Regions from separate parts of the Homo sapiens genome. Here region 1 is linked to region 2. Evidence: chromatin loops called from intact Hi-C (ENCODE). Cell type or tissue: mammary epithelial cell. All regions are shown on one strand.

Evidence for each region. Peaks named below come from ENCODE experiments on the same cell type or tissue, not always from the same donor. Only the 100,000 strongest peaks of a DNase experiment are listed, where the experiment ranks them.
Region 1: a loop joins it to region 2, with 6 times the contacts of the local background. A loop is called at or near these places in 9 of 110 quality-filtered maps.

What each region holds. Positions count from the first base shown.
Region 1 is chr14:21,088,105-21,096,104 of GRCh38, forward strand. It overlaps ARHGEF40 (Rho guanine nucleotide exchange factor 40), which reads left to right. Exons shown (of 24, transcript NM_018071.5): 23 at 726-772; 24 at 910-2,144. The coding sequence ends at 767. It overlaps ZNF219 (zinc finger protein 219), which reads right to left. Exons shown (of 5, transcript NM_016423.3): 2 at 5,482-5,570; 3 at 3,761-5,186; 4 at 3,307-3,438; 5 at 1,973-3,036. The coding sequence starts at 5,487. The coding sequence ends at 2,432. Among named protein-coding and RNA genes, the nearest start is that of ZNF219, 6.6 kb to the right of the region's middle. RefSeq lists enhancers at 2,175-3,020, 3,021-3,865 and silencers at 4,470-4,679, 4,826-5,120. In mammary epithelial cell, CTCF peaks have their summits at 2,357 (motif pointing left) and 4,563 (motif pointing right); a DNase peak (open chromatin) is centred at 4,597.
Region 2 is chr14:21,037,247-21,045,246 of GRCh38, forward strand. It overlaps RNASE7 (ribonuclease A family member 7), which reads left to right and starts at 5,116. Exons shown (of 2, transcript NM_032572.4): 1 at 5,116-5,196; 2 at 5,707-6,987. The coding sequence starts at 5,747. The coding sequence ends at 6,217. It also overlaps a transcript of NDRG2 not described here. RefSeq lists a silencer at 1,892-2,056. In mammary epithelial cell, a CTCF peak has its summit at 3,034 (motif pointing left); DNase peaks (open chromatin) are centred at 3,015, 4,635 and 4,955; H3K4me3 peaks cover 972 bases; H3K27ac peaks cover 2,468 bases.

The DNA.
Region 1 (8,000 bases), 51 kb after region 2:
TCCTACAACGAGGCTGGGAACAATGTGATCTCTTTGGCTGCTTTCTGGATGGGCTTTTCTGATCATTCAACCCCAGGGGGGTTGGGGGAAAACTGTGAACTTGTGCTCCCAGCTGAGGCTACAGTCTGGATTTATTATCTTGTCTACCTTTCTCCTCTCCCCGGGACCTGGCTAAGAGGCATCAAGGTCATAGGTTAAAAGGAATCTTAAATAAGGAGTATAGTGCTGGGGTGGATGGAAAGGGGAGAATGCCAATGGCCTGGCTTGGACTTGGGTTAAAATGGCAAAACTCAGGCCAGGTAAGGTGGCTCATACCTGTAATCCCAGACTTTCAGAGGCTGAGGTGGGAGGATCACTTGAGCCCAGGAATTCAAGACCAGCCTGGGCAACATAGTGAGACTCCATCTCTACAAAAAAAAAAAAATTAAATTAGCCGGACTTTTGAGGGGTGCGCACCTATAGTCCCAGCTACTCGAGAGGCTGAAGCAGGAGGATCTCTTGAGCCCAGGAGGTTGAGACTTCAGTGAGCCATGTTTGTGCCACTGCACTCCAACCTGGGCAACAGTGAGCACCTGTCTCTAAAAAAATAAAAGTAAATAGCAAAATTCAAGGATTTTGGGTAGGAAAGAGAGGTGAATTGACAGGCTTGTGGGGAGGAATGGAGGAAAAGAGAGAGAAAGACAAGAAATATGTCCCTAAATTCACTGTAGCTTCTCTCCCCCCAGAGTCATGCTCGAGCCCTGAGTGACCCCACCACGCCTCTGTGACCTGGGTGAGTCAGCATCCCCAATTTCTACCACATCCAGCACTCCTACCATCTTGCATGTACCTTCCTTCCTGTCCCCGGCTACTTGGGAGTCAGCTTCTTCCCTCTCCCAACTCATCTCCCTCTTCTCTCCTGGCTTCTAGAGAAGATCCAGAACTTGCGTGCAGCTTCTCCTCTCAGCACACTTTGGGCTGGGATGGCAGTGGGGCATAATGGAGCCCTGGGCGATCGCTGAATTTCTTCCCTCTGCTTCCTGGACACAGAGGAGGTCTAACGACCAGAGTATTGCCCTGCCACCACTATCTCTAGTCTCCCTAGCTTGGTGCCTTCTCCTGCAGGAGTCAGAGCAGCCACATTGCTTGCCTTCATACCCTGGAGGTGGGGAAGTTATCCCTCTTCCGGTGCTTTCCCATCCTGGGCCACTGTATCCAGGACATCACTCCCATGCCAGCCCTCCCTGGCAGCCCATGTTCTCCTCTTTTCTCACCCCCTGACTTTCCCTGAGAAGAATCATCTCTGCCAGGTCAACTGGAGTCCCTGGTGACTCCATTCTGAGGTGTCACAAGCAATGAAGCTATGCAAACAATAGGAGGGTGTGACAGGGGAACCGTAGACTTTATATATGTAATTACTGTTATTATAATACTATTGTTATATTAAATGTATTTACTCACACTTTGCCTCTAAGGAGCTAGAGTAGTCCTCTGGATTAAGGTGATAAATAACTTGAGCACTTTCCCTCAACCAGCCCTTAACTAGAACACAGAAAATAAAACCAAGACTGGAAGGTCCCCTCTACCCCTCCCAGGCCCAGAGCTAGCTGACTGTGTATGAGCCTGGGAGAATGTGTCTCCTCCACAGTGGCTCCCAGAGGTTCCACACACTCTCTGAAGCTCCTTCTCCCACACTGCACCTACTCCTTGAGGCTGAACTGGTCACAGACAAACTGGGATCCAGCACAGTCCAGCAGTTCTCAAAATGAGGTCCTCAGGCCACAGTGCGTGAGAACTTGCTTGGCTGTTTGTTAAATGCTAATTCTTGGGCCCCATCAGAGCTACTGCATCGAAACCTGGGGGTAAAACCCAATATTCTGCATTTCTTATCAAACTCTTTGGGTGATAACTAAGTGTCTGAAGAGGTGACTATTTCCTGACAGAAGGACCCAAAGAGGGAAGCAGGACATAGGTAGGCAGACAGACACAGGGCCCTGTGCCTCAAGACACCTGTTTATTGGGGACACGACTCTGCAATAGGGATGACAGGAATCGTACCAAAAATAGCGACGTCTACAGGGCCCCTGATGGGGCTAGAAGGGTACAGTGCCCCCCACCCTCACCCCTTGTACAAAAATAAACTCTCACGCCTATGGACCAGCAAAGACTGGCAGAGTGGCTCCTCAACAGGGACACAAACCTTCTCTGCCAGCCCAGGGACCCCGTTCTTTGACCCTCACCTCTGCCACTTCTAAGGCACTGTGACTCCCTTGGGCTGGGTGGGTACCGCCAGCCCACCCTCCTACGCCCGCCGCGCCTTCCACCTCTGGTCCGCCTGGGGCTGGGATATGGGTCCCACGCTGCCCCCTGCTGGCTTCTCTACCCAACTACCTCTAGCGCTCCCCCGCTCCGGCGGGGTAAGCTCACTAAGCTAATCGCCCCTGAGGGCCCACTACCGTTCTTGCCCCCCCAGCCCTGCCTCTCCGGGTCTGGACAGCCCGGAGCCCTCCTCCCCTTCCTGCGAAGGACTGGGAGGGGTCTCTCCTGATGGTACTCGGGCATAGGGCGGGGACGCGTCAGCCTGGGGTGGCCGGCGGCCCCTAGCCCGGCGGCTGTGGTGCACTTGAAGGTGCAAGGCCATGAGCTCTGGGGCTCCAGTGGCGAACGGGCAGAAGAGGCAGCGGTGGAGGGCACCCCCAGGCCCGGCCTCGCCTCCCGGCCCTGCCCGCAAGGACAGGTCCAGGGGTTCGGCCTCACCGCCTCGCCCGTTGCGCAGGGTCCTCCCAGGGCTGGCGGGCTTCCGACGGGACCCCGGCCCAGCACCGCTAGAAGGAGGCCGGGGACTTGAGGCGCCCTCCACCCAGGTCGCAGGCTGCGGAGACGGCTTGGCTCCAGATTGCGGGGCCGAACCCCGCTGGGAAGGAGGCGGTGGCTCCGGGGGTGGCCCGGGGCCGGCCCCGCTCCTCTGCTCCCGGTGGTGGCGCTGTAGGTGATACTTGAGCGAGCCGGACTGGGTGCCCGCGTAGTCGCAGTGCGGACACTTGTAGGGCCGCTCGCCTGGGGAGAGTGGGTGCGATAGGGTCACGGGGTCACGATGACTGCACGCACCCACCCGAATTTCGCCCAATTTACAGACCTCATTCTCAGAACCAAGAAAGGGCACTGCGTCTCCCACCCACTTTGATTTAATAAAGGAGCGTTTCCCAAGTGATCTCATCCAGCCAAACTGAAGGCTTCGGAACAAACTTCACCTCCTAGTGTTTCGGTAGCCCTCACCTTTCTGCCCGCCCCCAGTCCCCTCTCCACGCCGGAGGCTGCCTCCCTCACCTGTGTGCACTCGCAGATGCACTTTGAGGTGATGTGCTGAGCGGAAAGATTTTCCGCAGAAAGGACAATCCTTGCCGGTGGCGCCCCGGCCCCCTTCAGGCCGGGTCCCTCCAACCAACAGCCCATTCTCTTCTGCAACACATACGTTAAGAGGAAGTCAGGGGGGCCCACACCCTGTCCAGGTGCCGCGCACCCACCCCACACCCATCCCATAGGGCTGCTTCCCCTCGGGGTCCAGGAGGAAACAAAGTCTGAGGGGTTAGATTTGTTGTGACTAAAGAGTTAAGTGTTCTCAAATGATGGCAAAGCCTCCAGGAAAACAAAACAAAACAAAACAAAAAAACTCAGGAGAAATTAAACGTAAGTTCTTTTAACAAGGAAGCTACGAGGGAGTGGCGGCGTAAGAGTCAGAGGAGGACGCGGCGTACCCGGAGAGCGGAGGGTACCTACATACCCTGCGTGGCGGTCGATCTTGCCTGGGCCCCAGCAGCAGAGGCAGAGTGCCCCGGTCCCTCACCCGGGCGCGGGTGCAGGGAAGCCAGAGAGCCCAGCGACCTGCCCCGGGCCCAGGTTTCCTCCTCGGCCTCCACCACCTCCTCTTCTTCCTCAGGCTCCTCCGCACGGTGCCGGCGAGCCCGGGCCGGGAGAGCAGAGGACAGCGGGCGGAAGCCTCCGAAGCTGCGGCCGGGACCGGGCTCAGCACCCTCGCCGTTGGGCCGGCCCTCGCCAGCTCGCAGGCTCAGGTAGCCCAAGAGGCTCGGGGGCTCACGGCGCTCGGCCGGGGTGGGAGCCGGGGCCAAGAGGAGCGCTGGGCCCAACGGCTCATAGGCCAGCAGGCCGAGGTCAGGAGGCTGGGGGGCGCGGGCAGGCCCGGAGGCAGGCCCCGGGGCACGCAGTGGGCCCAGCTTGCTGGCGTGCACCTTCATGTGGTTCTTAAGGAACCAGGGCTCCTTGAAGCAGCGGCCGCACACCGGACACGCATGATCGAAGGAGGCCTTGTGCTTACGCATGTGGCCCTTGAGAAACCAAGACTGTGTAAAGCTCTGGCCGCACACTTGGCAGCGGAACTCCGGAGGCGCTGGGGGCTCCTCGGGAGCGGCAGGAGCTGGGGTCGGGGTTGCCTCACGTTCGGGCTCCGGCTCCGGCTCCGGCTGGGGGACTGATCTGGGTTCGGGCTGGGGTGGAGGCTGAGGCTGAGGCTGAGGCGGAGGCGCAGCGGAGGTGGCCGCCAGGGGACGCTCGGGAGCCCCGTGGGCCGTCAGGCTGTGGTGCAGCAGCTCCTCCTCCTGGCTGGAGCCGAAACTGCACAGGCCGCACTTCCAGGGCCTATGCAGGATGTGCAGGTGGCGTTCGCGCTCCGCCGAGGTGCGAAACTTGCCTTTGCAGTAGGGGCAACGGAAGGCGGACGATGAAGGAGCCTGGGGCCGCGCCAGACCCTCAGTGGCAGGGGTGGCCTGCATGCCCCCTGAGCTTCGGGCTCTCCCCAGTCGGGCCTCGCGTAGTAGCGCGCGCTCTTCCAACTCCAGCAACAGGCGTGCAGCAGGACTACGTGGGCGCTCGGGCTGGTGTGTGCGCAGGTGCGAGCGCAGCAGAGCCCGCTGCGCCGCGCGGTGGCCGCAGTGAGGGCACTGGAAGGCCTGGGCTCCTGGGTGCGCCCGCAGGTGCAAAGCAAGGATAGAGTTGAAGCGGAAGCGCTTCCCGCATACAGGGCAGGGGAAGCGCCGTTCGCCTGCACGACTCTCAGACCAGCTCACCGCTCCCATCCCGAGCGACCCTGCGCTCACGGCTGGCCCGTTGGAGTATCGCTGCAGATCCAGCTCGCCGTCGAAAGCCGGCGGCGACGGCGCTAAGTGGCCGCTCGGGGCGCGGGGACGTGAGCCCTGTGGAGAAAGATCTGCGTAGAGCAAAGGGTGAAGGTAGAGCTGTAAAGGAAGCAAGGGCGTCGCCTCGAGGGCCAGAAGGACAACACGAGGGAAGGTGGGCTGGGGCCTGAACTAGGAACACAGGGTGCTACTCACCTCGGGAAGATGGGGTGGGGGGAGGTGTATGGGAATCGAGATGTCAGGGCCAAGGAGTTAACTTCTAATAATGGGAGGTCAAAGAGAGAGAGAGGTAGGCAGGAGAGGGAGTATACAGTTGTAGGTACTTGTAGGTTGAAGCCAGAGCTTCACTCACCTCCATGGACCCCCTTCACATTCTTTGGTTCTGGGAAGTGCAGGGAAGAGGAGGAAAAGCTGCTAATGAAGGCAACAGGTGCTGTGGAGCTAAAGCAAGAGACAGATTTGGAGGAAAAGATGAGCCCTAGTTTTCAGCAGTAAAGTCACTCCCTACCCCCAGACTCTCAGCATTCTGTATTCCCAAAACCAATCCATTCTCCCTACTTGCTTCTTGAGGCACGAAGGGGCTGCTATACTCAAAAACTGTACCTCTTGACTTGCCAAGCCTACAAGCCTCCCAGATAATCCAGATTTCTTCCCCAAATTCTATATTTTAAATGCATGGTCCAGAACAACCACAGCTACCACCCCACCCCCTGGCGGTGGGGAAGACCATCACAATATGCCCCTCTCCCATGTAGGTTGGGCTATGCAGTGTGGTGAGCAAATGAGGTGGGCTTGCCATGCTCCCCATTTATCCAAGTGGGACCAGTTGCTCTGAGATCCCTAACTGAGCAGCCAGCCAAACATCCTTCCAGGTTCCACAGTGCTTCCTTCTGCCCTTACCCTGTCTTTCTGTCTTTCCCCCCTCATTCTCCCTCCCTCCGCCTGGATTCCTGATCCATTCATTTCCATTCATTACAGAGACTCATTCATGCATGGGAGAGAAACACCTCCCAGCAGCAGAGTCTGAAGACAGACAGAGGGGGAGGGGCATGAAGGGGGAGGGAGCCAGAGGGAGAGGGAATGAAGAGAGAGTTGGGGGAGGAGTGGAAGTTAAGGGGCACAGCTAGCCTGGGGAAGGGGCTAAAAACTGCAAATACCGTATAGGATTCATCCCCTTGTTTCAAACCTTGGAGCCTGCAGTATGATGGGGCATCTGAGCCCCTTTGTCCAGGGCTGTTCCGAGGCAGGCTTTCCTCCTCTCTGCAGGGGAGAGGCTCCCTCACACAAGAGGAGGATTACACTGGCTCTGAGCTCAAGAGGCTGGAGTGAGGGACGGGGGGCGGGGCTGGGCCATCTGCACAGATAGGGACTCAGCACATGCTCTGAGCAGGAAAGGGTTAAAATTCTCCAGGCTAAAATTCCCTAGGCCTGGGACTTGCAGAGCTCCAGTGCTGGGGAAGGAGAAGATCATTGAGAGGAAGAGGATAGGGGTTGGGGGGGGGGGCGGGTGCTGATCCTAAGCTGCAGAGGAGTTTAGCATGAGGACTTAGAAGAAACCCCAGAATCAAGATTCATGGAAACAGACCTGGGAGGATGACCAGAAGTCATCTAGTCTACCTTTCTGCCTCATATAGAATAGTATCTGGTCAAGGCTAAATGAATGTGGGTCTAACCTTTTTTTTTTTTTTTTTTTGTCTAAGAAAGGATATTTGAGATATAAAGAACTTCCTTACAATAGGCATCACAAAACTGAAATGGGTTACTGAGAAAGAAAAAGATGCAAGCATTACTTTGCCTAAGGATCTTTAATAGAAAAGAACTGTGCCAGGAGTCAACCTGCCTGTCAGCAGAGAGAAAAGGCTCTGGAGGTCCAAGGCTTCTTTAATTTTTGACATTTAGTGGATGTGGTAAAACTCCATGAAGGGGCAGGTACCTGTTACATGTGGAATCTGGGCTATAGGATTATTATTAGCAGATGATTAATTAACAAAGTGTCCTTGTCCAAGGGTCACTAGACGACCTCCACTACCACTTAATATGTGTATTTCTGTAGCTTCAAATTAGGGCACCCACTCTCATCCTCTGGATCCTTTCCTGGGACTAAGAGCCTAGCCAGGCTTACTGAATAGTGTCACAAAAGGTGAATTAGAATAGGACTGAAGGGTACAAGGCTATTGTAGGCCTAGTCTGAACATTGATAACCCTACAACCTTTACTAAATCACTTAACCTCCCAGTTTACTCATCAGTAAAATAAGGGGATTGGACTAATTTATAGTGTTAGTCCCTTCCTGCTCGAAAAAAGTTTGTGATTCTAAGTCACAGGACTCTTTTGGACCCCAGAGAGATGTTAAAACAAATGGTCATCCCTTCAGTACCATGGAGAGTGCAGTGGGCTACCACAGAAGCCACTTGGGCCACCTCAGTACCATAGATAGAGCTATGAGGTGCTAGAGGGGCTGTTTGCCATTTTAGCATCGCAGATACAACACAGAAAAGCTAGAGCATTTTTTTTTCGTTCCTATCTGAAAACCATAGAAAAAAACCCAGTGGTACCAGAGGGATTATTTTGGCCTTTTAGATGTCACTGAAAATAGAAAGAGCTAATAGAAAATAGATGTAACTAGAAGAATTTTAATTAGCTATAAGGAGCATCCTGACAGTTACAGTTTGTACATCCTGGAATGAGTTACTGAGGCATCATATTTGGGTCCATCACATTCTGTTGCTCTCCTGGGGATTCCCGGAACATCCTGGTGTACAGCCAATCTGGTATATTCAGAGGAAGCAGATGGTGGAGGCGTGGGGCGGGGGGGCTGGGAATACTGCATGGTCATAGCTGACTAACCTATGGGCACATACTCTCATTCTG
Region 2 (8,000 bases):
GGTGATCTGTTCCCTAAAATCCTGTCCTAGAGGTGCTGATGCATAAGATTACTTCATCCATTCTGACAACCTCATCATGGTGTCATGTGCTCCGTAAGCCTGAGATTAGTGGGATTGTTACCCCATTACACCGGGTTTTACATACACAAGCATTTCCCTAGGGATGAAAAACTAAGTTCTAGAGTGACAGTGGCTTGCTCAAGGTCATATGTCTAATTCAGTAGTTCCAGGGACAATTGGATAATGTCTGGAGACATTTTTGGTTGTCACAACCAGGAGTTGCTACTGGCCTGTGGCCAGGGATATTGCTGAACATCCCACATTTCACAGGACAGCTCCCATAACAAAGAATTATCCAGACCAAGATGTAAATAACACTGAGGTTGTGAAGCCCTGGTCTAAATAATTAGCTAATCAAATTTCTTAACCAAAGCAGACTTACTTGTATCTTATGTATTAAAAAAATGATAAACATCTGGGACATCAAAATATTTTTGTTAAACAAATGTTGATTGTAATGGTGCTGATTCTACCAGAAAAATGTGTATTGATAGTTCACCATTGAAACAATAACTGAGTTGTTTTTCCTGTAAAGATGACCCTCTGCATGTAATCATTTACACATTCTCTCCCTTCCCTCCCCAATGGTAAGCATTTATAGAACAACTGGCTAGGGTGGCAGGTGCAAGGGTGACTCCCTATGACTGAGGAGAACCCCAAAATTTTGCTCTGAGTGGGCTCACCATGATCTCATTGGCATTATCTTTTGCCCTGTCCAATTCAAGTTGCTCAAACAATATACTGTGTCATGGACAGTTCCTGGGCTGTCCTTGAACCTGAAGGATTGCCTCAGCCATCTCAACCTTCTTCTCATAGCATCACCTCAAACCCAGGGCTGAAGTCTAGAAGCCGCATTGTCACTTCCTCATCTGTTAACCATCTCTGTGGGCTGGAGGCAATCCCACCTCAGACTGGGATCATTCAGGAGCAGACGGAATGCCTTCTAAAAGTTGAATCAGTTAGGGTCACTTATATGCAAGGCATTATGCTATATACTGTGAAATGTGCAAAAGAAATGTAACGGGTGGTCCTCATCTTGTGGGAATTGACAGTCTAAGAGAAAAATAATACATACACATGAAGAAATAACCAGTGATTCAAGGCAGAAAATTATACATTCTGAAGACAGTAAATGCTGTAGGAATTTAGAGGTGAGAAAGATGTCTCTGAATTGGGAGGGTCAGAGAAAGTTTTCCTGAAGGGTCACCCTGGCTTGGAAATGGATCTCATGGTGAAGTTAGAAGTTCAGTGGAGATAAAGAGGATTATGAAAGACATGCTTGAAAAATGGGGGGAAACCGGTCTGGCTGGGGTTGAGGCACTCAGTGGGAGAAAAATCAGAGATAAAGTTAGAAAGACAGGTTTGCCCGATTGTGACAGACCCTGATTACCAGGCTAAGGAAATGATACTTTGCTCTGTAGATAAATGGGGAGCTGGGAGGGCTTGTGAGACAAGGCCCCAGTGAACCCCCAAATCAGTTTCCTCTTTCCTCCATCCTGGCTTGTCTAAACGCATTGGTCTGGGAGCCAAGGATTCCAAATTTCTGTCAGTGCTGCCTCCTCCTGACCCACAGCTGTTCCAGGAAAGGTCATGGGAATTCAAGGACCTGAAGAAAGTCCCACATCTGACCTCAACTTGCTGTATGTTTCACTTTCTCAGTCTACAAAAATGAGCCCATTACCTTTATTTATCAAAGGACCAACAAAATTAGGATAACAGAACTTGGATCTGCTTTTGCTTGGAAGGGAACTCTCACGGGCTTTCCATTGGTATCCAGAGGCTGTGTGGAACTCCGGAAGGCAGAGAGGCTTGGCTCTGAAGGGTAGGCACCAATCCAGGCCCGGCCCTCCTCTCTCCCTTCCCCCTTCACTCCCTCCCAGCACAGGCGAGAGGAAGCAGCAGCTGTTGTCCTGTGGGGAAGACAGGCAGAGGTCCACCTGGCACTGTTGGGATTTTCACAACACCCGCCCCAACTTAAACACACACACAACAGCCTAAGGAGAAGCTGGGCCAACAGAAGTGACTTCGACGATAGAATGAGAAGGAAGCAGGGGTAGAGATTGCTGGTGTAAGGGACTTTTTCTTCCCTTCTGTCTTCTCTCCCACTGTTTTGTCTTCTGCTCTTGCTCTCTCTCTCAGAGTCTTTCTTCTCCTCCTGTGAAACTCCTGAACCAGTCCCTGGCCTGATGCCTGAATCTTTTTGTTCTTCCTAAACTTGTCCCCCTTCCTCCATCTTTTTCTGTTGCCCCATGAATGCAGTGAAGCCAAAATAGCAAAATCAGCCTACCAAGTACAAGGTGAAGCAGATCTTGGAAGCTGGATAATTTGGGCACACAAACAAAATCACCTCCCTTATCCAAATAATTGAGGCAAAACAAAGATTTCAGTTGAATTGCACGTATGGTAGGTACGACTCAATTTCGATTTTCATGTGCAAACTTAAAACCTTACTCTCTTTTCCCTTTGGACTGAAGCAGCAGGGCCATGTTTATTTCACTTTCACACAGTCCTAAGGCAGCCTTCTACGCAGCCCAGCATACTCGAGTTGAAGAGCAAACTAGGATAATTATAATATCAGGAAAACACAAGTGTAGAGGGAAATTTAAATCATGGCTTGAAAACATCCCACTCTAGGATAATGAGAAGTAGAAAGGAGACCAAGCTAGGCATTCAAATGAGCTTGCAGCCTTCCATCCAGCCTCCACTCCAAAGGCTAGACTGGCCTGTGCTGATACACATTTGATACACAGCCTGGTTTAAACCGTGGATTTTATCTCCTAACATTCATGTTTCTACGGCAGCAGGGGCATAATTCTCTATCCAGAACTTCTATCCAGAAGTTCAGCCTGCAAAGTTTGGGATACCTTAACAAAGAAGTGAACAGCTGCTCCCCCAACCAAGGCCTCGCTGAGGACAAACCAGAAGAGCCAGAGGCCTGTGTGAACTTGTTCTTGATTCTCTTTTGCCATCTAGTGGCATTTCTCATCTCCAGCACCACTTTTGCTTCTAAAGATCCTTCATCCTGACCCCCAACCCACAGCTGTGCTGTCCAGCTACTAAAATAATGTCCTCCTGGCCTCAAAACAAACTCCCCATCCTCCTGACTTAGAATCATAAATTCTGGACCAGAACACAAACTTTATGATCAGGATGGGTTGTGCGACTTCTCCACAGTTATAATCCACACAACAGCCAGGTAATCCTTTAAGCTGACACGTTCTTTATTCATCTACTTAGAACCCTTCCAGGGTTCCCTACTGTGCTTGGAGTAAAAGCCACAGGCCTTCAAATGGTCCGTAAGTCTTCCCAATGACCTGGTCTCTGGTCCCTCTCTGAACTCTCAGTTACCTGCTCCAGCCACACTGGACACACTGCTGTTCCTCCAACACCTCAGGCATCTGTCTGCTCTGGGGCTTTTGCAGTGCTAGTCTCTTCACTTGGAACATTCTTCCTCCGGATAATCACAAGTTCACTCTTATCTTCAAGTCTCTGCCCCAGAGTCAGCGATTTCAACGATGTTACGTAAAATTACTGACCACCAACCCCTATACTGTTCTACTTTTTTCCCTAGCCATTATCACTTTGAGCAAAGTATACGTATTTTTTTTTACTGTCTTTCTCCAATGGAATGTAAGCTCTACAAAGGCAGGGACTTTTGTCTTTGTTTTTTGTTGTTGTTTGTTTGTTTGTTTGTTTGTTTTTTGAGACAGGGTCTCACTCTGTGACCCAGGCTGGAGTGCAGTGGTGCAATCATGATTTTCACTGCAGATTTTATCTCTCAAGCTCAAGCAATCCTCCCTCCTCAGCCTCTGGAGTAGCTGGGACCACAGGCATGCACCACCATGCCTGGCTAATTTTTCAAATTTTTTATAGAGACAGGGTTTCGCCACATTGCCCAGGCTGGTCTTGAATTCGTGGCCTTAGGCAATCCTCCTGCCATGGCCTCCCAAAGTGCTAGGATTACAGGTGTGGGCCACCGTACCTGGCCATTTTTGCCTTTTTTGTTCAGTGATATATCCCAAGTATCTTGACACTTAGTAGATGCTCGATAAATGTTTGTTGACCACATGAATGAAGCATGCCCAAGATTCTGAGATTGCCTACTACTTACAGGTAAATTCTGAAAACAAAAATATTCCTCATCTCAGTTTTACAGGCCTTCTCACCCACAGAGGGTGATGCTTCTCTGCCTTGGTGTCTCGGTTCTCCTGAGTGTCATATTCCAAGCTCACAAGAGCTTGGAGTAGCACTGACCCAGATGCTCCACACAGCTGTAACCACCACAAGGAACAGGACATACAAGGTGAAGGAAGCACTAAGGCAGGATGTCGAGAGCAGCAACAGCATTTTAAACACAAACATTTGGGCAGTATTAAATTTTTGCAATTTTCAATAAAAAAGGGAGGGAACAAGTGAAATTGAGAGGTGTTGGCTGCCTTCTCCAGCTAAAGCCATGTGGCCTTGGTTGGTACCTGGAACTGGAGAGGCCTGTGAATCATTGTGGAATGGCTTCGCTATTGGGGATGGTGCCAGGCCTCGTGACAGTGATGATTCATTCACCCACTTCCCTCGTGTCTGTTCCATCTCCTCCGAAAGATAACCAGTATCTCCAGATGACAAGGAACCAGACAAAGCATCTTTCTAGGCTGTCCTATCTGTGCCTCAGGTCAGAGAAGAAGCAACCCTTAACACCACAGTGATTGACTCTTCCCAGGATCAAGGGCCAGAAGTGTATATGAGAGGATATGAATGACAACTCTTCCTGAAATTGATTTCAGTTGACACCTGGGTCAGGTGCTCTATTAAAGAGTCATTAAAATCATGTGGCCAGGGAACAAATACAGTCTTCGAATGTGACGATTCAAGCTTCCTCATTGCTGAACATGTTTAGGCAGGTACAGGCATCCTTAGGTGTCCACGTATTTGGGACATGTAAGTGGAGAGGCATGAACCTGATTCATTTCCTGATCCAGTGATGCTCCCAGCCCACCCCCAAACAGACACAGCGTAGCCCGGGCCAGCTCTTAAGGAGTTCAGGAGTGAGAAGAGGCCCTCAGAGATCTGACAGCCTAGGAGTGCGTGGACACCACCTCAGCCCACTGAGCAGGAGTCACAGCACGAAGACCAAGCGCAAAGGTGAGGCTGTGGCAGGATCTGGGGAGGAGTGAGGACAGAGAAGGAGGGATGGGTTCTGATCCTGAGAGTACACTCAGGTGAGCGATAAAATGGATAAAGGAGGGACTGGATTTAGGGGAGATGAGGACACGCATTGGGGAAAGGGGAGAGTGATGTTGGGGATGGAGGCAAAAAATGAAAAAGAATGGGAACACAGACGAGATGGGAATCGGGAGAGGATGAGACACAGACACAGGAACATGGAGACACAAAAGGGATGAGACTTAAGGGAAAGGGGAGAGGACAAAGAGTGACAGGCAACAGGGACAGAATGAAGGGAACAGAAATACAAGATGAGAGATGGGGCCACAGGGTTGTTGTTGGGGCTGCAGTGGATGTGGACACACAGAAGAAGAGGCAGAGATGAGACACAAAGTGAGGAAAGGAGACAACCGAGTAGGGAGATGGGTGACTAGCTCATATGAGCAGGTATAAGAGGACTAATTTCTCAACTGAACACCTCTGTCCCAGCGACCCCTGCCCTCCATCCTGACTGCTCCTCCTAAGAGAGATGGCACCGGCCAGAGCAGGATTCTGCCCCCTTCTGCTGCTTCTGCTGCTGGGGCTGTGGGTGGCAGAGATCCCAGTCAGTGCCAAGCCCAAGGGCATGACCTCATCACAGTGGTTTAAAATTCAGCACATGCAGCCCAGCCCTCAAGCATGCAACTCAGCCATGAAAAACATTAACAAGCACACAAAACGGTGCAAAGACCTCAACACCTTCCTGCACGAGCCTTTCTCCAGTGTGGCCGCCACCTGCCAGACCCCCAAAATAGCCTGCAAGAATGGCGATAAAAACTGCCACCAGAGCCACGGGGCCGTGTCCCTGACCATGTGTAAGCTCACCTCAGGGAAGCATCCGAACTGCAGGTACAAAGAGAAGCGACAGAACAAGTCTTACGTAGTGGCCTGTAAGCCTCCCCAGAAAAAGGACTCTCAGCAATTCCACCTGGTTCCTGTACACTTGGACAGAGTCCTTTAGGTTTCCAGACTGGCTTGCTCTTTGGCTGACCTTCAATTCCCTCTCCAGGACTCCGCACCACTCCCCTACACCCAGAGCATTCTCTTCCCCTCATCTCTTGGGGCTGTTCCTGGTTCAGCCTCTGCTGGGAGGCTGAAGCTGACACTCTGGTGAGCTGAGCTCTAGAGGGATGGCTTTTCATCTTTTTGTTGCTGTTTTCCCAGATGCTTATCCCCAAGAAACAGCAAGCTCAGGTCTGTGGGTTCCCTGGTCTATGCCATTGCACATGTCTCCCCTGCCCCCTGGCATTAGGGCAGCATGACAAGGAGAGGAAATAAATGGAAAGGGGGCATATGGGATTTGTGGACACAGCTGTTTCTGTTCCTGAACTAGAAGTCTTCCCCAGCTCTGACGTGGCAGTGAGGTGACCTGAAGGAAAGAAAAATATAAATAAATACCACTTCATATTTGTATAGAATCCTCTAATCCCTTGTGACATAGACTTGACAGGGATTGTATGCCTTCTTTATGGATGAGGAAATTAAGGTTTTAGAAAGCTTAATGAATTAAAGAGCTTGTCTAATTAGTTAGTAGCAGAACCTGGACTTGAACCTAGGTCTCCTTGCTCTAAATACAGTGTACCTTCTACTCTACCAGTTGCGCAAGAAAGAAGTCACTGTTACAGAGGCAAGCGGTGAACTAGGTAAGAGTTCACTCATGAAGAAACGAGTGCTCTGAAGAGCCAGTTACCCTGTGTTGGCTGCAATAAAGGTCATTACCTCTCTAGCCAAGAGATTGTTTATGAGGTGCTCTGGCATTTTATTCCTTCTCTCTCTTCCTCTCTAACTGCCCCTCCCGTTTCTCTAGACCACTGCTCTTCCAACCTAGGCCCTGGACCTGGCTCTGGCCAGATCCCCTTGGCCTGAAGACATAAGGTAAAGGGAGTGTCTGAGCTTCATCCCCCAGATCCAGGATCACATTTCCTTTGACCTTAAGGGACTTCCGTGGCCCTGAGCCTGCTTGTCACAAACAGGCTGGTGGGAGCTGCCAGAGCTTCCTTCCTCCTGATAATGATCTCCCCTGCCTCATTGCTACCCTGGCTCTCCACTCTGGCAGTCTGCCCAGGCCTGAGGGGTTGAGATGCGAAAATGCCATTTCCCTGTCCCCCTGGGCTACAGATACCATTTCTCTCGTTCTGGGGACTGGAGCTGGAGAAGGTATGGCTTGGTATTGGCCAGTCCTGATGGTCTCTCCAACATTGCTTGACCAGCACCATCCCCTTCTTTCTTCCTTTATCTCAGTCCCAAACAAGCTGCATTGTGTCCCATGCCTGTTCTATTTCAAACCCAAATTCATTATAAGACATTCCCAACCCTGCTGAGGATTCCACTCTACCTATCCCTCCCCATCAACTCCTGTGCTTTTTTACTACTGACCAGAGTCAGAGTAAGCTTTGGAGCCAGACAGAATCAGGTGTAAATCCTGACTCCCGTCTACATGACCTCGAACAATTGGCTTGTCTGTTTCTCTACAGCAAAATGTGAGGAATCCTACCTGCCAAATAGGATTCCAGGTAAAGATGTGGAAATGCTATCTATGAAACGCTTGTCAGCCCCAAGTACTGACAGGTGTTAGATCATAACTAGTAGTAGCAATATCCATCTTTGGAAAACACGCAGACCAAGGCAAATACCCCCACTAAGGTCTCCCGAGAGACTTCCTTCTGCCAGAGTGATGATCATGAGTGGGTTAGAGGACAAGCCCGCAGGCAGAGTCCTGGGAGGGCAGCCAGGTTGTCTGAGAT